Regions from separate parts of the Homo sapiens genome. Here region 2 is linked to region 1. A link is a loop called in an ENCODE intact Hi-C map of the cell type or tissue named here. Cell type or tissue: sigmoid colon. All regions are shown on one strand. Links, peaks and the distances in the headings refer to the core of each region. The heading gives the core; the rest is flanking DNA. Region 1 has its middle 21 kb from the start of ADCY7. Region 2 overlaps ADCY7 (adenylate cyclase 7).

Region 1 (10,593 bases), core at 1,345-9,344:
CTTTCATTGGTGCTCATCCCCCAGTAGCTTTCTGGAAGCGTGCAGGCAGTAGACATCCGAAAATATTTTTGTTCTTCATTTACACTCAATTGTTAGCTTGGCTGGATATAGAATCCTGAGTTGAAAACATCTTTCCTCCAGAATTTGAAAACATTGCTTCATCACTCCCAGCGTTGTTGTGAGAAGTCTAAAGCTAGTTGTAACCTTTCTTTTTGAAACTTTTGGGATCTCCTCTTTGTGTTCTGAAATGTCACTATTATGAAAGTTAGGCGAGTCTGTTTTCATCTACTGCACTGGGAACTTGATGTGATGGGGCATCTGATGTGGTACTGCATGTCCTTCAGTCCTGGGAAACTTCTGGAATTATTTTTTCCCCTCCTTTCTGTTTTCTCAGGAACTCCATAACTATTCAGGTATTGCATCTCCTGAACTGATCCTCTCATTTTAGCTTTTCTTCTCTATTTTCCATCTCTGACTTTTTGTTCCACTTCCAAACTTTCTGTTGTTTTTAAATTTCTGTTATCATGTTTTTACTTTCCAAGTCCTTTTCTTGGCCCCAGATGTTCCTTGTTAAAAAAAATAGTATCCAATTTTGTTTCCTAGTTACAATATAGGTTTGGAATCTCTGAGGATATGAATGGTATCATTTTGTTAGGTTGTTGTCTACCTGCATAGTCCCTGTTAGCTTTTTTCTCATTTGTTGTTTTGGACTCTCTGTGGGGTTGAGGCTGTCCATGGATTTCTGGTGATTCCTGGTTACCTGCACATATTTAAGAGCTGGGGGGAAGCTCTGTCAATCAATATGGCTAAGTCAGTGGTGTGCTTCTGTAAGAATTAGCAGGCTGTGGGGTTCCCCAAAGAATTCCTCCAGCCTGGGGGTAAGGCTCTGGGCCACCAACATCCTGGGAGCTGAGGGTGGAAGAGGGCTAGTGTGAGGTGGGGGGAGGCGTGTGTCCCAGCCTTCCATGTGAATTTGCCTTTAAAGTTTTCCTGTTTTCAGTTGGGTAGCCCTGCCCACAGCTGGGCTTGGTGTTCCCCAATTCAGAGACTGTCTATTTTACCTTCTTCCAGAGAAAAGGCTTACCGGTTCCTGCTGGGGTAGGGGAAGGACTGGCACTCTTAGCTGCTTCTTAAATTTTCTTTTTTTTTTTTTCTTTTGAGATGGAGTTTCACTCTGTTGCCCAGGCTGGAGTGCAGTGGCATAATTTCAGCTCACTGCAACCTCTACCTCCTGGGTTGAAGCAATTCTCCTGCCTCAGCCTCCTGAGTAGCTGGGATTACGGGCATGCACCACCACACCCGGCTAATTTTTGTATTTTTTTTTTTTTTTTTTTAGCCGAGATGGGGTTTCACCATGTTGGCCAGGCTGGTCTTGAACTCCTGGCCTCAAGTGATCTGCCCGCCTCAGTCTCCCAAAGTATTGGGATTACAGGCATGAGCCACCTGGCCTTCTTCCCTTTTCTAATTAGAAATTATGGTTGAGCGCGGGGCCTCACACCTGTAATCCCAGCACTTTGGGAGGCCAAGGTGGGTGGATCACCTGAGGTCAGGAGTTGGAGACCAGACTGGCCAACATGGTGAAAACCCATTTCTACTAAAACTACAAATATCAGCCAGGGGTGGTGGCGGACATCTGTAATCCCAGTTACTCCGGAGGCTGAGGCAGGAGAATCGCTTGAACCCAGGGAGGTGGAGGTTGCAGTGAGCCAAGATCGTACCACAGCATTCCAGCCTGGGCAACAGAGAGACTCTGTCTCAAAAAAAAAAAAAAAAAAAAACCTCATGAGCAGTATTGCCTGTGCTTAGGCACTCACTGAGCTTCTGTCCTGTGGCGAGCACCACTGGAGGAAGTGTGGGAAAGCAGGGAGCTCTTCCTTCCTCGGGGACAGGCAGCAAGGACCATCTGGCTGAGGAGGCTAACGCCACGCTCTGCGTAGTGATGCATCAGGAGGCTGTAAAAGGACTGAAAGGACAGGCACCGCTCAGGAAACTTTTATATTCTCCTACTTGGCTGTTGTTCTCATTGCCTGGTGAAGGGCAGGATTAAGGTGGCCGAAATACATGACTGTTAGCTTCTGTTGTGGTTGATTTTAAATTTTTAAATCTTCTCGTTGCACAAGTGAAATAAAGCCCCAAACTCTTGCCCACCACAGAAAGTGACTCGGGCAACACATGCAGAGTGCCCTGGAGCAGTGGGCACTGGGCACTCATAAGTTAGGAGGGACCCCAGGTCACTGCGTTCTGGAGCTTATCAACACAGTGGATAATTAAAATCATAAACACGGCTGGGTGTGGTGGCTCATGGCTGTAATCCCAGCACTTTGGGAGGCCAAGGTGGATGGATCATTTGAGGTCAGGAGTTCGAGACCAGCATGGCCAACATGGTGAAATCCTGTCTCTACTAAAAATAACGAAAATTAGCTGGGCGTGGTGGTGGGCGCCTGTAGTCCCAGCTACTTGGGAGGCTGAGGCAGGAAAATCGCTTGAACCCGGGAGGTGGAGGTTGCGGTGAGCTGAGATTGCGCCACTGCACTCCAGCCTGGGAGACAGAGCAACACTCTGTCTCAATGAATAAATAAATCATTAAAATCACAAACACATTAGATGTGGACATCTGGAGACTTCCTCATCTGGACAGAGACATGCAACTTTCAACAGCAGCTCTTCCGTGTGCATTCAATTTCCCATGCATACTTCTCCACTCCAAAATTACTAACGTATTTTCTCTTATAGGTTTCATTTTCAAACACAAATATCTTTCCTCTATTAGTTTTTGTTTGTTTTTTTAAAAAGACAGGGATCTTGTTATGTTGCCCAGGCTGGTCTCAAACTCCTGGGCTCAAACGATTCTCCTGCCTTGGCCTCCCAATAGGTAGGACTACAAGCTCATGCCACTGCTGGTGTAAAATTTTTTTTAAATAAAAATTAAACGAATTTTTATTAAAAAAAATTTTTAGGCCAGGTGCAGGTGACTCATGCCTCTAATCCCACCCAGCACTTTGGAGGCTGAGGCAAGAGGATCACTTGTGCCCAGGAGTTTGAGACCAGCCTGGATAACATAGTGAGACCCTGTCTCTACAAACAAACAAAATAACCAGATGTGGTTCTGTGTGCCCATGTCTCGCTATGTTGCCCAGGCTAGGGTGCAGTGGTGCGATCACCACTCACTGCAGCCTCCACCTCCTGGGCTCAAGCGATCCTCCTGCCTCAGCCTCCCAAGTAGCTGGGACCACAGCCACGTGCCACCAGTTTATCCAGCTGTGGCTTTAAAAAAAAAAAAGGCGCCATTCCTTTTCCTTTCTGATTTGAAGTGCCATCCTTGTCACAAATTAAACTCACCTGGATTTTAAAAATACTGCATATTCCCAGACCCACCCAAGGACCAGAATCTCTGGGAATGGGACTCCAGCCTTATTTGGAATCCAGTGCCTTAGAGCCTTGCTACCCAGTCTGCCAAGGACCAGCAGCATCAGCGTAACCTGGGAGTGAGACAGAAGTTAAGTCTCAGTACGGACCCAGTTCTGCTGAATTCGAAACTGAGTGGAGCCCAGCCATGTGTGCCTTCACCAGACCTCTGGGTGAGTCCGTTGCTGGTTACCATTTGAGAATCCCCTATTGAGGACTGAGTATCCAACGGGGTGATCCCGCTGACAGGTCCACAGTGGCGATGAGGACCATGGGGATGATGGATATGTCCCGAAGGTTCTGATGGGAGCAGTTATGCAGGCACGGTGTATAACTCACTTTCTCCAGCTCTGTTTTCCTGTCTGCTGTCAGGAGACTTGCTCATAGATTTGCGTGAAGATGACACACAGATGACGGGCTGGGAAGTCATAGCACTGTTCCACACACCGGAAAGGGCTGAGGGCTCCTGGCTTGGAGAGCACTGAGTGTGGGTCCCAGCAGGACCCTCCCTCCATAGCTGGCTCCGCTCCCCTCTCTCTTTCCAGGGCTGACCTTGGCAGAGGTCACCGTGACCCTGAGGCACTGGCTGTTCTGAAGGCCTTGGGGAAACAGGTGGGTTTCTTCGTTTTCAAGGTTCTGCTAAAGGGGTGGGGCTGCCGGGGGTGGGCGGTGCTTTCGGAAGCTGGCTCTGCTGATGATCCTATTACCTTTCTTCACTGCTGCCGGGATTCCCATTACCGGCGCAGGGAGGCCCCAGCTGCTCAGATCTTCCCGGGTGAGCCCTCAGGATGCTGCAGTGACCCGGCCAGGGCCCTCCACGGGGAGGCCGATGAGTAGTGGAGTCGCACCGGCCCAGAGAGCCAAATGCCACCATGCTTGATGCCCGGGGGCTGCACGAGCCCAGAGGAGCTGCCTGACCAGCGCGGGAAGCCGAGAGGGCTTGCTGCTGCTGGGATGTAAGTCTCAGGTGGGACCTCTCTGTGGCCATCTGGAGTGGAAATCAGAGGCTCCACCTTCCAGCCTCGGCCATCTGATTTCTCAGCATGGTTTCAACGTGGGTGGCCTGAGGCTGGGTTCCAGGCCCACCGCGGGGGGCAACGCCCTCCCACACCAAGATCTCTCCCCTCTAGGGTGAGCCGGGGTAGCAGGCTCCAGGATTCCACCATAGGTTCCCAGTAGATCAGCGTTTCTGCTACCTGTTTGTCATAGATTTCCTCCGTGCTTGTTAAACTACAGACTCTCTGGCCCTTTCTATGAAGACCTGCTAGGGCCTTGGGGGTCGGACCTGAGAAATCGGCATAACAGGTGCTTCTGTAACCCCTCTCAGTGAAGTGGGAACCCCCAATTCCTGGGTACCAGGGAGCTTTAGACCAGTGGGAAAGGGCGGGATTCATGGGGGTCTGCGAGTGAGAAATGCCCTCGTAGACTTGATTACTCCTGCGGACGACCTCCTCTGCCCCTCCCAGGGTGACTCACAGGAGGCTTTCTTGCTCACCCTGTCTGAGTTTCTTGGAAACAGAGCAGATTTTTTTTCTGCCAACACTGGGGCCCCACCCTGGGTTGCAGGGATCACAACGAGGTTACAACACCTACTTTCTGAGGACACCTACAGGGGTGGTCGCTGTCATCTCCCGCCCCTGAGCCCTGCCATAGGAGGTTAAGGCCTGAGTGAGACGTAAGGCGGGACCAAAGCTCCCCCGGCTTGGGAGGAGGGCACTGGCCCGCCGTCTGTGGATCCTTCCAGAAACACGGGCGCTCCTGCAGGGGGAGGGGAGGCCTGGGGCAGAAACACTGGAAGAGTTTGCTAGAAAGTGTTTCCCTCTGGGGGTGGGGCCGGCCTGGCGCTCCCCAGCACGTGCGCGCGGTACCTGGAGAAGGTCCTGCTGGGACGCCTTTCCTTCCTGCGGCGCCCCGAGCTTGCCCGGCCGCTCCCTCCCGCGGCAGCGCCTTTCCCACGGTTCTAGGGGAGCTGGGGTGGGGTGGGGTGGGGTGGGGCGGGGCGGGGACAGCTGCGCTTGCAGGGTGGACGCGGCCTCCTGGGCGCCCCCCAGCCCCCAGCCCCCCGCCCCGGCTCCCGCCCCCGCGCCCCAGGCCTGGGACACGCGGCCAGCGGGGGGCGCCTGCGGCCGCTCCTCCTTCCCCGCCCGCGGTGAGTGCCGGGCCAGCCCGCTGCCACTGGGGCGGCCACTCGGGCGGCGGTGGAGCGGGAGCGCGCAGCAGGTGAGCGCGGGGCGCGGGGGAGCGCGGCGGGCGGGCCGGGGATGCGCCCGGGGTCGGGGGTGCCCGTGGCCGCTGCCCCTCTCCGCGCGGTCCCCACACAGGCGGGCGGGTGGCCCCTCTCCCGGCCCGCCCTTCCCCGGCCTCGCGGGTGCCCGGCGGTGGCGGCTCCTGCCCGGGTGGGTCGGAAATGCTCCGAGACCCCTCCCTCGGGCCACGACCTCCTCCCTTAGGCACGGCCAGGAGACGCTTCCCAGACGCTGCCCCAGCTGGCGCCCGCTTTCCGATAACAAGACTGAGACTCGAGGGAGGCCGCCCGGCCCCAGACCCCTGTGGTGGAGCCCGACTGGCTTAGGGCACAGAAGGGGGCTGGCTCGGGGCGGCGGGGCCTGTTGGAAGCAAACACTGCACAGGGTAGCAGCCTCTGTGGGCGCAGGACCGGGCTGTGGGTCTGCAGCGCTCCCGCCGGAGCCAGCAGCGAGCAGGACCCCTCGGTGGCCAAAGGGGACCAGGGTCCAGGGGAGAGTGAGCCAGGCCCGGCCCCTGCCTCGGACCCCAACCGGGAAACCCAGATGCCTTGCACATGAGGAAGTGACAATGGGAGCCGACCCCGGGTAGGGGAGAGAGGCTGGAGCCTCTCCATGGATTGGAGTTGTTCCCTTTACTGGTTTATGTCTCAGGTCCCCTCCCTCAAAGGCCAGGAACTCCTTTCTGAGTCCCAGAGCTGAAGCTGGAAATGACCACGTGGGCGCCGTGGACAGAAGTAGAGCCCTTAAAATGAGGAACAGGATACCCTGTGTGGTCGGCTGAAGCCCCCTCGGGCCTGGTCCAGAGTGATGCTCCAGAGATTGAATGAATGAATGAATGAATGAATGAATGCATGACCAACAGGACTGTAGTGAACTCCGGGTGAGGCTACAGCTGTGGGGACTTAGGCAGGGGCTTTGGGCCCTGAGAGGAGGGGGTTCTCAGGTTCAGTGAATGCCTTCAAACGTGGGCAGGTGCCCTTGTAGAAGGGAGTTTGTGGGCTGTGGAGCTGGGGACAGGCTGTGGGGAGGGGTCAGACTCCAGGTCTATGGGGGGACCCCACAGGAGTGGCTGACTGGGCCTGGGGAGCAGAGGTGAGAACCCTGCATGGTGAGTTGGGTCCATATGCGGAGGCAGGATTTTTTTTTTCTTGAAACAGGGCCTTGCTCTGTCCTCCAGGCTGAAGTGCAGTGGCACAATCATGGCTTACGGCAACCTCCACCTCCCAGGCTCAGGTGATCCTCCCACCTCAGCCTCCCGAGTAGCAGCTGGGATTACAGGTGTGCGCCACCACGCCTGGCTAATTTAGTAATTTTTTTTTTTTTTTTTTTTGGTGGACGCATGGTCTCACTATGTTGTCCAGGCTAGTCTTGAACTCCCGGGCTCAAGTGATCCTCCTGCGTCAGCCTCCCAAAGTGCTGAGATTACAGGTGTGAGCCACTGTGCCCAGCCTTTCTTTCTTTCTTTCTTTTTGACTCCTGATTTTATGATTCAGTTTCTTTTCCATCTGAAGCAGTCTTCTGTGGCTGGGAGCCTGGCTTCGCAGGACCAGGTGTTCTAAAGCTGCCTCTCCTCTGCTCGTTCGGGATCCCCAGGTGCTGGGTCCTCTTCCCTCAGCAGCCACACAGGCCCTAAGTGCCCTTGGGCTTAAAAGAGTGGGTACTTTTGGGCTTTTTACAGAGGAGAGCAGGGAGAGCTGAGGCTGCTGAGCCCTCCCAGGGAGCCCTCCAATTTCCCAGGCCCTTACAAAGCCCCTGCGTATCCCTTGTATCTTTAATCATAAGTTAGGCAGGACCCAAACGACCAGTCCCATTTGCAGATGAGAAAGCGGAGGTCCTCACAGGTCTGGTAGCAAGGAGCCGGGCTGTTCTCATGTGTTCTTGGTGGAGCTGGTTTGGGTCCACATCAGCGAGCCTGAGCTCCATCCCTAAATGCAGAATCAAGTGGGCCTGGTGAGTGCCCGACCACGGGCAGCACACATTCCCTGCCCTTGCCCCGCCCACCTCTCCCTCTTCCTGTTCGTACCCCATACCCAGAAGAGCCCTGGGGCTTTGCTCCTGACCCCCACCTCTTGGAGCCCCCTTCTTGATGGGCACAAAGGAATGTTGCTGATGGAGAGGGGCCTATGTCCCCTCCTCCCCATCCCTGCTGAATCCAGCAAGGGGTGGCCTGTGTCTGGGCAGGAGGCAGAGAGCTGAGTTAGGCATGGGCCCTGCCATGGCCAGTAGGGGAGACCAAGTGGATGCACTTTGACGCCAAACACTCACACTGCAGGCAGGCTAGGCTGTGCTTTTGCGCATTGAAGGGTAGGCAGGGGCCGTTACTTTTTACAGATACCCTGTATAAAAATTTAGGGTATCTTTGGGGGAGTTCGTGGACAGATCATTTTCTTATTTAGTCGTGCTTTCTGTGTTTTCAAAATTGTCGGCAATGAGGAAGAAAAGCAAAACTTTATTCCCTTTGTGTTTGCTCTGGTAAATTTTCAAGAGCAGTTCTGCTGCATCTGAATCTTAGAATTGGGTTTGCAAGATGAGGTCTGGAGGCTGATGCCAGTTTCTGAATTTGACAGGATATCACGTGGTGAGGTTCCAGGATTTTGAGGTATTTCAGTACACAATAGCCTCACAGCCTAACAGAACGGCCTGGGACTCAGGTGGACGATACCCTTTTGGTCGGTGGCAGAGCTTCATGTCACCTCTTCCGCTGTGTGTCTGCTGGGATCTGTGGCTCATGGCGGTTGGGAAGCTATCTGGGTCCTGCCTCCTCTTCCCAGATACTGCAGACTGTGTGTGGCCCCCTTGAGTGCTTTCTGCTCTCTGCGTAAGAGCCTGCACCACTCCCACCTCCCAGGCCTTGCCCTTTGCTGTGCCTTCTTCCTGTAAGCCTTCCAGCATGGTCCTATTGTGTGTCTTAGCAAGTACTCAGGCTCTGGCCTGGCGCAGCGGCTCACACCTGTAATTCTAGCTCTTTAGGAGGCTGAGGCAGGCAGATTGCTTGAAGTCAGGAGTTTGAGACCAGCCTGGCCAACATGATGAAACCCCGTCTCTACTAAAAATACAAAAATTAGCCAGGCATGGTGGTGTGTGCCTGTAGTCCCAGCTACTTGGGAGGCTGAGGCATGAGAATTGCTTGAACTCAGGAGGCAGAAGTTGCAGTGAGCCGAGTTAGCGCCACTGCACTCCAGCTTGCTCTGGGCGACAGAGCAAGACTCCGTCTAAAACAACAACAACAACAACAACAACAACAAAACCAAAGTACTCAGGCCCCTCTTAGACAGTTGACCTCATGGGTTCCCCCTGAGCCCTGGTCTGTGGGTTAGGGATGTGGCCTGCAGGTGATTATGACTTCAGGCTCTGCCTTTTGGACCTGGACATTTGGGCCTCGACTATACTGTAAGGGGAGAACATGGCAGGCACTCCTGGCCCCAGCCCTCTAAGGCCCTCGTTATCGCCCAGTTTGCCAGGAGGTGGGGAGGCTCCTCTGCAGGTAAGCACATTCTTTCTCTGGAAATGGCTATGTGGGGCCCTGCTGGGGGAGGTGGTGGGCATCTGGCCAGGGCCATTGCCAGGTGTGGGGAGCGGGCAGCCTGCGGCCCAGCCCATGTGTGCACAGGAGGGTGCTCCTTCAATTAATGACCACCTGCTGAGTGAGGTGCCTTGAGCAGCTGTTTGCAGAGGGAGCCCCTGTTCAGTTAACAACAAAGGTCTTTCTTTGGAAGCTCTTGGGCCTGGAGGACAAGAGCAGCACAAGCTCTAAAGAGAGTCCCCTGGGCTTGAGTCCCAGCTCAATGTTTGGTAGCTGTGTGACTTTGGGCAAGTGCTTCAACCCCTCTGAGCCTTCAGTTTCTCACTTATACAATGCGGACAGTAAGAGTGCTTATCTCAAAGGCCAAGGATTTAACCTCCAGGTTAAAGGACACTGAAGAGAGGTGACAACAAAATGAATTGGCCGGGTGGGGTGGCTCACGCCTGTAATTCCAGCACACTGGGAGGCCGAGGCGGGCGGATCACTTGAGCTCAGGAGTTCGTGACCAGCCTGGCCAACATGTTGAAACACCATCTTTCCTAAAAATACAAAAAATTAGCTGGGCATGGTGGCTTGTGCCTGTAGTCCCAGCTACTTGGGAGGCTGAGGCAGGAGAATCGCTTGAACCCGGGAGGCGGAGGTTGCAGTGAGCCGAGATCACGACACTGCACTCCAGCCTGGGGGACAAAGCAAGACTCTATCTCAAAAAAAAAAAAAAAAAAAAAAACCTAAAATGCAGTATGTGGCCAGGTGCAGTAGCTCACATATTTAATCCTAGCACTTTGGGAGGTTGAGGTGGGTGGATCAGGAGTGTGAGACCAGCTTGGACAATGTGGTGAAACTCTGTCTCTATTTTTAAAAATAAACAATTTTAAAACAAATTTTAAAAATGCAGTATGTGAGCATATGGTGGGAAAAAAGGTATAAAGCACATCAGTGGGATGGTTGATAAAATTGGGTATGGGCTGTAGATTAAAGTATTGTATCAACATTAAATGATCTGATAACTGTTTATATGAGCCCTTGATCTTTGGAAATTTGCAAGGCTAAAGAGGCACAGGGTAAATGTATAGATATAGAATGAGGCAAAATTGTACAAATAGGCAAATCTGGATTAAAAAGTATAGAATTCTTTGTACTTATCACTTCTGAAAGTTTTTTGAAAGTATTTCAAAATACAGCTTTAAAAAATGCCTGTCTTGCCAGGTGAGGTGGCTTACACCTGTAATCCCAGCACTTTGGGAGGCCAAGGTAGGAGGAACGCTTTAGGCCAGGAGTCTGAGACTAGCTTGAGCAACATAGCAAGATTCTGTTTCTTCCCAAAAAAAGAAAAAAAAAATTGCCAGGTGTGGTGGCACACGCCTGTGGTCCCAGCTACTCCAGAGGCTGAGGCAGGAGGATCACTTGAGCCCAGGAATT
Region 2 (9,082 bases), core at 1-8,000, 68 kb after region 1:
TCCTCTACAGCCCCTGATGCCTTTCCAAGTTCCAGAGCTGCCTGTTGGCAATGAGACAGGCCTACTGGCCGCGAGCAGCAAGACAAGAGCCCTGTGTGAGCCCCTCCCGGTGAGTGCGCCGGGCCCGGCTCCGTGGCCTCATTCAGAGTGGGGCTGCTGCTGCCAGAGGTGTAGTTTGGACCCTCAAAGCATGGGTGCTGACCCCTGAGAGCACAGCATGTGGAGGCTGAGAACAGCCTCTCCTGCAGAGCTGGGAAAGCAGGGTCCCATGGGCCCAGCTGGCCTCTGGCCCAAGGGAGTGAGGAGTCCTGGCCTTGGCAGGCTTGGTCTAGGCTGTGTGGGTAGGCAGGGAGTGAGGGGAGCATCTGGCCTTGTGCGGGTCTCTGGTCAGGGCACTTCCTCTCTGACAGGCCTGTCACTATTTTATACACGAGTATGCACAGCTCAGGGAGGGGCTTCATTAGGTGATGGCGCCAGGGCAGGCCCAGACAGGCTGATGGCAGAGGTCAAGGTCTCTGCCTGGAGGGCCTTGCAGACAGCAGACTCTGCAGCTTCAGAGGCTGGCAGTGCAGTGAGCTGGGCTCTAAAAGGCAGAAAGGTTCTGGGACAAGGGACAGCATGGGAAAAAGCCGAGGCGTGTGTTGGGAGCAGTGGGGTTTTGGGTGGGTTGTCTCCTGGAGAGGGAGTGGGGAGAACTGGGAGATGGAGCCGGGGGCAGGCTTGATCCAGACTGGGAGGTGCAGGAATGCCGGGGTGTGAAGAGCGTGGTCTTTATTCTGGGGGCTGGGGAGCCACAGCACAATCTTGAGCAGGGCAGAGGTCCTTTGGGAGGGTAAGCTCACAAAAACTCAGGGAGGCAGCTTGGATGCATGCACGCTCCGGCCTTGACCTTGACTGTGGTCTGTTGTATCCACAGCACCTGCATACTGTTTTTTCCCGTTTAAATGAGCTCACTTCATAAGAAATAAAACTACAGTGAAAACAACACTGGACACTCTTAGGTCTCATTGTTTTTTGTTGAGAAGGGAGGTGGTAAGGCAAGAGCGTGATGCTGAGGTGCAGGGAGTGGGGCTCTGTGGTATGTGCTGGGCTGGAGGCGAGAGTACGTGGTGGGGTGGCCCTGTCCTGAGTGACACCCTGCCCCCTCAGTACTACACCTGCAGCTGTGTCCTGGGCTTCATCGCCTGCTCGGTCTTCCTGAGGATGAGCCTGGAGCCAAAGGTTGTGCTGCTGACAGTGGCCCTGGTGGCCTACCTGGTGCTCTTCAACCTCTCCCCATGCTGGCAGTGGGACTGCTGCGGCCAAGGCCTGGGCAACCTCACCAAGCCCAACGGCACCACCAGGTGGGGTCCCGCCCGTCCCCGTCCCCATCCCCATGGTGGCCTGTTCATCTGGTGCCTGCCTGCTCGCACCAAGGGGCTTCTGTGTTCATGGGGAGTGGGCACCTTGCAGGGCGGGGCTGGCAGATGGTGTCCAGCGCTCAGAGCCGAGGAATTCACTGGCAGGTTCTTTAGGAAGTCCCTAGTCTGACAGAGGCCACCGGGTCATCCTGTTTCCAGGCCAGTCTAGTGGTGGGGAGGGAAGGAGGCTGCAGCTCTAGCTCTGTGCCTCTCAAGGCCACATCCTGGGTCTCGAGTTCTGGAAGGAGCAGTTGCTTCCATCTCTTCCTGGACAGGTGGTGATACCTGAGGCTGGCAGGGCTGGGGTGTGTGGTTCTAGGGGTTCTGGGTCCCAAGTGGATTAAGGAGCGGACCTGGCCCCCCTAAACAAAAAAGCTGGAAGCCTGGGACCCAGAACAGAACCTGCTCCTGTGGGTCTGCCCCGCACCTGCAAAATCCTTATGCCACCCATCCACCCCACCCCGCCTGCCACTGACCCTGGCTCACCAGTTCTGGGCTCCCTTCAGGCCCTCATCACAGCTGATTCTGGTCATTCAGGGGTGAGATCAGAGGTCTTCCCCACAAGGGCTCCCCCATCTCCCTGCCCACCTCTCCCCTCCCCCCTTTATAATACCCCAAAGTTGTCTTGTTTTCTACCCACCCCATTAGAATCAATTTTCCCCTTTCCCCTGGGTGTGCGTGGCACCTGGAGAGCATGACTCAGTGGGTTGGAGTGGTGAGTGCTGGGAGTGACTTGGGCCTCCCTTCGCATTCAGTGGCACCCCTAGCTGTTCCTGGAAGGACCTGAAGACCATGACCAATTTCTACCTGGTCCTGTTCTACATCACCCTGCTTACACTCTCCAGACAGGTAAGGAGGCTGGCCCCCCCCCCCCCCCCAAGCTCTGCCCACTTTTCCTCACCTCCATCTGGAGATGGGGTGGGGTGGGGTGGGCTCAGGTGGAGTAGCAGAAAAGACTAGAGTCCTGCCAGGAAAGCACTGGTCCCCTGGCCAGAGGCTCCAAGGACGCCAGGGACAGACAGACCTGGCTAGGAGATGCACAGCAGCACGGCTCCCACTTGCCTGTGGACGGGGCGCTTATGTTGCTGCCGTTTGCAGATTGACTATTACTGCCGCTTGGACTGCCTATGGAAGAAGAAGTTCAAGAAGGAGCACGAGGAGTTTGAGACCATGGAGAACGTGAACCGCCTTCTTCTGGAGAACGTCCTGCCAGCCCACGTGGCTGCCCACTTTATCGGTGACAAGTTAAACGAGGTGTGCTGAGAAGGGGCTGGGGCGGGGGCAGGGAGGCGGACGGTCCAGGCGCAGTCCGTAGGGTGAAGGTGTGGAGCTGGAGTGCATGCTGAGCTTGGCTTCCTCAGGTCCTGGCCTCACCGGGATGCCCAGGCGACAATGTATGGCATCAGCTGTGAGAGCATGGGCCTGGGGTCAGGGACCTGGGCTCAAGTGTGGTCGTGAACAAGGCACCTTGCTTTCCCAGGCCTTGGTCTTCACCTCTGTAAAATGGGCTGACAGCCCTTCCCCACAGGCTTGTGGCGAGGATGAAATGTGTGTTCAGGGGTTTGTGATCTGGACATTCTGTGTTGATGAAAATGTCTGTACTTCTACTAGTTATGTGTAGCAAGTTTTCTAGATAGGAAACGGAGGCCCAGTGAGAATGAAGACCTCCCGTTACCCTCCACTACTGCAGAGGTTCTCACCCCATGTGTACATGGAAACACCCATGGTGCTTCTGTGAGCAAAAACCAACCTGAGCCTGACCCTCCCTGGCCACCCAATTCTTAATCACCCGGTAACAGCCACCAGATGAAACTCATGCAGCCCGCCCCCCTCCCCACTCCCCGAAAGCTGGGCTGGGCAGTTCAGCAGTGCCATCTGCTCCTGAGGCCTTGCCACTCTTCCTGTCCCCTCAAGAGGTGAAGTGGTGTAAGGTCCGGTTTCTTCCCATCCAGGACTGGTACCATCAGTCCTATGACTGCGTCTGTGTCATGTTTGCCTCCGTGCCGGACTTCAAAGTGTTCTACACAGAGTGCGATGTCAACAAAGAAGGGCTGGAGTGCCTACGCCTGCTCAATGAGATCATTGCCGACTTCGACGAGGTACAGCCTCTAGCCCAGCCTTGCGCAGCAGCCCCCACCCATGCTGGAGAGGGAAGGGCGGTGGCACCTGCCATCCTAAAACCCAATTTAAAAATGTGACACAGAGCTGGGCAAGGTGGTCTATAATCCCAGCACTTTGGGAGGTCAAGGTGGGTGGATCACTTGAGGCTAGGAGTTCGAGACCAGCCTGGCCAACATGGCGAAACCCTGTCTCTACTGAAAATACAAAAAATTACAAGCTGGGCTTGGGGCGCACACCTGTAATCCCAGCTACTTGGGAGGCTGAGGCAGGAGAATCGCTTGAACCTGGGAGGCGGTTGCAGTGAGCTGGGATCACGCCACTGCACTACAGCCTGGGCAACAGTACACAACTCTGTCTCAAACAACAACAACAACAACAAAAAAAAAACGACGTGGCCCGCCTGGGGGGAACATACATTACACAGAATATAAAGGTACACATTTCTTTTTCATTCTGTTTTATGCAGCAAATAATTCGTTGGCATCTTCTCTGTGATGGGCAGCTTGCTAAGATTAGACTCAGGCCCCTTAGCTTCATTTCCAACTAAGCCCACGCTATCAACCAAGCCAAACAGAGGAAATCAGTTTGGGTTGAATTCTTTGCTGGAGACAAAGAATCTACATTCCTGTGTAGATAATGCTGTGTTTGCTCTGTGCAGACACAGATGGAAGGGAAGAGGGAGACAGTGTGGGGACGGAGACAACAGGAAGAGCAGGAGCCGCCAAGGGCCATGTCCTCACCATGCTTAGTCATGCGCTCAGCTGGCAGGGCAGCCATGAGACGTGTGTGCGAGAGGCGGCGATGGGTGGAGGGAACCCCACACCCTTCCTGAGAAGCAGGGGCAGCCTGGCTGCGGCTATGGAGTGGCGGCTGCTTCACCGCTTCCTTCTTGCCTGCAGCTCCTACTGAAGCCCAAGTTCAGCGGCGTGGAGAAGATCAAGACCATCGGCAGCACGTACATGGCAGCTGCAGGGCTCAGCGTCGCCTCAGGGCACGAGAACCAGGTACTCAAGCCCAAGAGGTGAAATTCAGCTGACTGTCCTCACTTAAAGGTGACCTGTCACCTTACTTAAAGGGTGTGCCCTTATCTCGTCCTGGGGGAGGGGCACAGGTACTTGTAGGGCTCAGCCAGGATTTTAGTGGTGGGGATCCTCAACAAGAGTGGCGCGCCAGGGCCCACTAGGTCTGGGGGCTCTGGAGATGCAAGGATCTGACCCACAGCCTGTCCCGCAGGAGCTGGAGCGGCAGCATGCCCACATTGGTGTCATGGTGGAGTTCAGCATCGCCCTGATGAGTAAGCTGGACGGCATCAACAGGCACTCCTTCAACTCCTTCCGCCTCCGCGTCGGTGAGCCCGGGTGATGGAGCGGGGTGGGGAGCCCCTGCCTCTAGGCCAGTCCACCCAGTCTGTGTGGCACAGCTGCACCTCGCCATCTATTATGAAAGGTTTTAGAAATCCCTCTGATCTGACAAGCTCAGCAGTTGGACAATTATTCTGATGTTTTGCATATAGTTAGCATATAGTTACCATTGAGAGTTTTAATAATACGTAACTACAGAAAATGGAGAACCAAAATTATTGTCTGTAAACAGGTGACCTTAAAATATAGAGAAGGAAGCAAAGTTACTAAACCTAAATAGTTGCGGGCCTGCGCTCAAAGCCAGGCCTTTGTTAATACTTTTAACAAAGTATTCTTTGTTAAAAGAGAGATTAGCAGATACAAGTGTTAACATCAAACCCAGACTTCTGAGTCTGAAAAAGAGCTGGCCGGGGAATGCCCTCCTCATACCCCAAGCCCGACTGCAACGCAGTGACTCTGGGAAGCAACCCAGCCTTCACTCTAGTTGTTTTGTCCCCGCATCCTGTGCTGGGGTATGGATTCTCTGGCCTCCTCTAAGGGCAGAAGCTTGAGGCTTTGCCTGCACGCTTGGGTAACTGTAAACATCATCTTCAGGCATAAACCATGGGCCTGTGATTGCTGGAGTGATTGGGGCCCGAAAACCTCAGTATGACATCTGGGGAAACACTGTCAATGTGGCCAGCCGAATGGAAAGCACTGGAGAACTTGGGAAAATCCAGGTAAAGACCTATTGGGGAAGCAGTTGACTAAGGGGAAAAGATCTTCCCCAGAGGTGAGGGGACTTGGACTTAAGAGCTGCTGTCTCACCCAGCAGCCATGGTTCTAGCTATCACACTCTCCAGGGAAGGCAGACTGCATGCCTGGGCAGTCTCTATCTGTCCCTACCATGACAGGTGTTCTTCCCGCCTCTGAAGACAACAGGTCTCTCTTCCTTTTCAGGTTACCGAGGAGACCTGCACCATCCTCCAGGGCCTCGGGTACTCTTGTGAATGCCGTGGCCTGATCAACGTCAAAGGCAAAGGCGAGCTGAGGACTTACTTTGTCTGTACGGACACTGCCAAGTTTCAGGGGCTGGGGCTGAACTGAGGGCTCCTGCTGGATTCCGAAAAGGCCGGGAAGCCAGTCTCCTTCCCTGAAGCAAGCCCAGGAGAAGACTCTCCGCCCCACGCCAATCCCAAAGGCATGCAGATGGCTGTGCATGTTGGCTTCTTTGGACCTGCACTGGAGGATTTCTCAGACACATGCACCAGATTCTGGCTCGAAGCAGCCACTGAGCCATAATGCGCAGGGGAGGCCAGAAGCTCTGTGCCTGGTCTGTAACAGTTTCCAGGCCAGCTGGAGAATGTTCACTGGTTCGGGGCTGACTTTGAGATCTTTGTTCCCTGAGGTGCCAGGCAGGCAACTTTAGCACATGATGAAAACAGACTTCCACCTCAGTGGCCTGTGGGCACGCACAAGTGAGGTCTGTTTTTCTAGACACCAAGGGGGAGTAAGCTGAGCTGTCTAGCACGGATTGGAGACTCCCTCTCCCTGGTGGGCCTGGCAATGACAGCATTTCTCACAGAGGCATTCTGGTAAATGAAGCTGAAAGGGGTGTTTTACATCTGTAAACGGTTTCAAACAGGTAGAGAGAAAAACACCACAATTAACACTGTTACTTTTTGCCTTGTCTGGCATGTTTGTTTTAAATGAATACATTAATGGGGTTTTTATCCTTTTGAATGACTTTTCAGACACTAGACATAAATCTCTTCCCTCCAGTGTATGCTCTGCCTTTTTAACCACTGACATGTAAGGAGGACTACTGTCTAGCATCAGCTTATGGGGTCAGCTGGCTGTGGGGATAGAGTCCTGAGGAATGTGGTCACAGCAAGAAGGCGGGGAGCAGCAGAGCCTTGCCTTTGAATGAGGCAGCTTGTGAGGCAAGCATTCTGGAGAGAGGTGCTTTGAAAGTAAGGTGCGGCCTTTCACCTCTTCCTTGATTACTCACACATCTTTGCGTTCTCCCCTGCCGTCCTTCAACTGTATCTTACTTTTCTTACCAGAAAGGAATGGAGTCTGTTTAGAGACAACTTGGACAACCTGTGAGTGCATCTCTTCTTTCCTTTAGTCTTCACAGCTAACTCTGGAGAGCTTCAAAACTAGAAGGATCTACTCCGCATGGGTGCATGCAGAGGCTCCTGGATCTGGGAAGCCCGCCCCCTCACAAATGCTGAGCCGTTCTTGCTCTGAAACTGCGTGAGTCAAGGCAAATGCAAAAAGCCAGGTTTTGGGGATGTGTCTTACTGTGCTTCAACTTCCCAAGGAATTGAAAGTCAACCTAACTGTAACAACAGGGTGAGAAATGACCAAACTGCCCGTGACTTTTTCTGAATGGACTTCATAACCGGAAGACTTAACCGGTGGCCTCATCACCAGAGCATCGCCAGGATTTCTAATGCACTCAGTTTCCCTACATAGCAGGGATTCTTAGCTAGGTGTCCCCATGAACCCCGTAAAGTTCTACACAAAGTCTTGCATACAGGAGCCTTTACAAGATGATTATACAGGGTTGCAGATTGGGTGACTGACCAGACTTGTTGGGGTCCTGGGATGAGTTGCCCCGGGCTGCAAATTAAGAGTACAGCTAAGTGCGGGGGTGGCGGTGGAGGGAACGAAAATTGAACCTGTCTGCCTGTGCTGTGTCGTGTGGCTTTATCAGCCCGAGGAAGGGCAGGTGTATTCTAATTTGCACAAAGGTGCTGGGTAGACTAGTGGCAGCTCTCATGTGCTGCACATAAGTGGAATCAGTATGAATAGAAGAACTTGCTGTATAAAGGAATTTCATGGCAACAATGCTGGTAAGGGCAATTAGCCTCGCTTAAGTTGCCTTTTTTACACACCAAAACTTTTTACATGAAGGGCTGGTTTCACATGAATACTATACTGAAATCTGTGCTCTCAAGATCTAGCAGTGACCAGGGCTGCCCGGCGGGGGCTCTCCTGGCAAGTCAGGAAGGTTTCTGTTGCTAATATAACATAGAAACACATTAGTGCACTGGGCCTCTCTGAGGTCAGCATATTTGTACTCTTGGAATATTTGTTTTTTTCTTCAGTAACAACAGAAACCCCAGTTGGGAGTTTAACAAATAACTGACTACCACTCACTCATGCATTTTTATTTCCAATTAAAGCAAAGCACTGTGCTGTGCTCAGATAATAATAGTTTGTAAGTAAAAGTTTTTAGTTTTCAGTGTTCAGGTTATAGAATATAACTGACCATAAAAATTACCTGCAGGTATTTTCTTTTTATGAACTTGTTTTTAAATTACCAAGTAATTACTGGTGTCATTTTGTTTTATGACAGACACACGTATCTAACAAACAAACAAACAGTGACCTTCTCCATGGGTCAAGGACTTCCTTACAATTTCTCCTGAGTTAACTTTTGTGAAAATAATACCTAAGGTTTTCTGGCTTATTGAGGAAATTTCCTAACAAACAAACAAACAAACAAACAGAAGAGAAGATCATTAACCACTGTATACTTTGTGTATATAATAGGTCAGTGTAAAGAAATATGATTTGAGGTGGTGCATGCAAGTAACTAGGGTTTATTCTATATAATGAATATTTATAGATCTGTAACATTTGTTTCAAAATGCTGTTTCATTTTTATAAAGTACCAGTGTTTAGCTGCTTTTTATACATTAAATTAGCAATTTGAAAAACTCAAATATCTGAAGGTATTTTATTTTCGTGGTCCTCATGAACTCACTAGAGATTAAAAGTAGACTCAAACAACTTGAAAATTTGACTCTTTTAGCATAAGATTTTAAGTCTTTTGAGGGAATTAATTTTCCTTTACCCTATTTGTTCTTCCTAAATACTAATTAATTTTCAAAGTCAGGAAAATAATAGAAATCAAATGGCTTCCTGCCTGGGTGATTTATAGAAGGATTGTATAAGGGCCTTCAAACTTAATTTGTTCACTGAACAAGGCTATCTATCTATCTATCTCCATCCTGATTTTTTTCCCTTGTGTATAACAGGTTCTATACCGATTCAGCAAAATCACCATTTATCTCAGCTTGCTGATAAAAGGGGGCCATGAATCTTGTGGTCTCCTACTTAGAGTTCAACTCCTTGGGTACTTGACCTTTGTATTTCAGATAAACAGTAAGTAAAGTAGAAATGTCACCTTTTGGTAATCTGGTAATT

Evidence for each region. Peaks named below come from ENCODE experiments on the same cell type or tissue, not always from the same donor. Only the 100,000 strongest peaks of a DNase experiment are listed, where the experiment ranks them.
Region 2: it touches region 1 in a loop (2.0-fold over the local background); 15 of 110 quality-filtered maps call a loop at or near these places.

Annotation. Positions count from the first base shown.
Region 1 is chr16:50,240,579-50,251,171 of GRCh38, forward strand. It overlaps a transcript of ADCY7 not described here. Among named protein-coding and RNA genes, the nearest start is that of ADCY7, 21 kb to the right of the region's middle. RefSeq lists enhancers at 3,749-4,461, 4,462-5,173, 5,887-6,598 and silencers at 5,449-5,708, 5,729-5,968, 6,049-6,108. In sigmoid colon, for the core only: a CTCF peak has its summit at 5,440; DNase peaks (open chromatin) are centred at 5,041, 5,972 and 6,354; H3K4me3 peaks cover 1,612 bases; H3K27ac peaks cover 489 bases.
Region 2 is chr16:50,309,538-50,318,619 of GRCh38, forward strand. ADCY7 (adenylate cyclase 7) reads left to right here. Exons shown (of 26, transcript NM_001114.5): 18 at 11-109; 19 at 1,150-1,343; 20 at 2,156-2,249; 21 at 2,499-2,654; 22 at 3,353-3,499; 23 at 4,421-4,525; 24 at 4,755-4,869; 25 at 5,477-5,601; 26 at 5,822-8,598. The coding sequence ends at 5,968. It overlaps BRD7 (bromodomain containing 7), which reads right to left. Exons shown (of 17, transcript NM_013263.5): 17 at 6,420-9,082. Among named protein-coding and RNA genes, the nearest start is that of MIR6771, 21 kb to the left of the region's middle. RefSeq lists enhancers at 301-595, 3,895-5,094. In sigmoid colon, for the core only: no CTCF peak of the experiment used is centred there; DNase peaks (open chromatin) are centred at 1,254, 4,324 and 6,264; H3K27ac peaks cover 555 bases.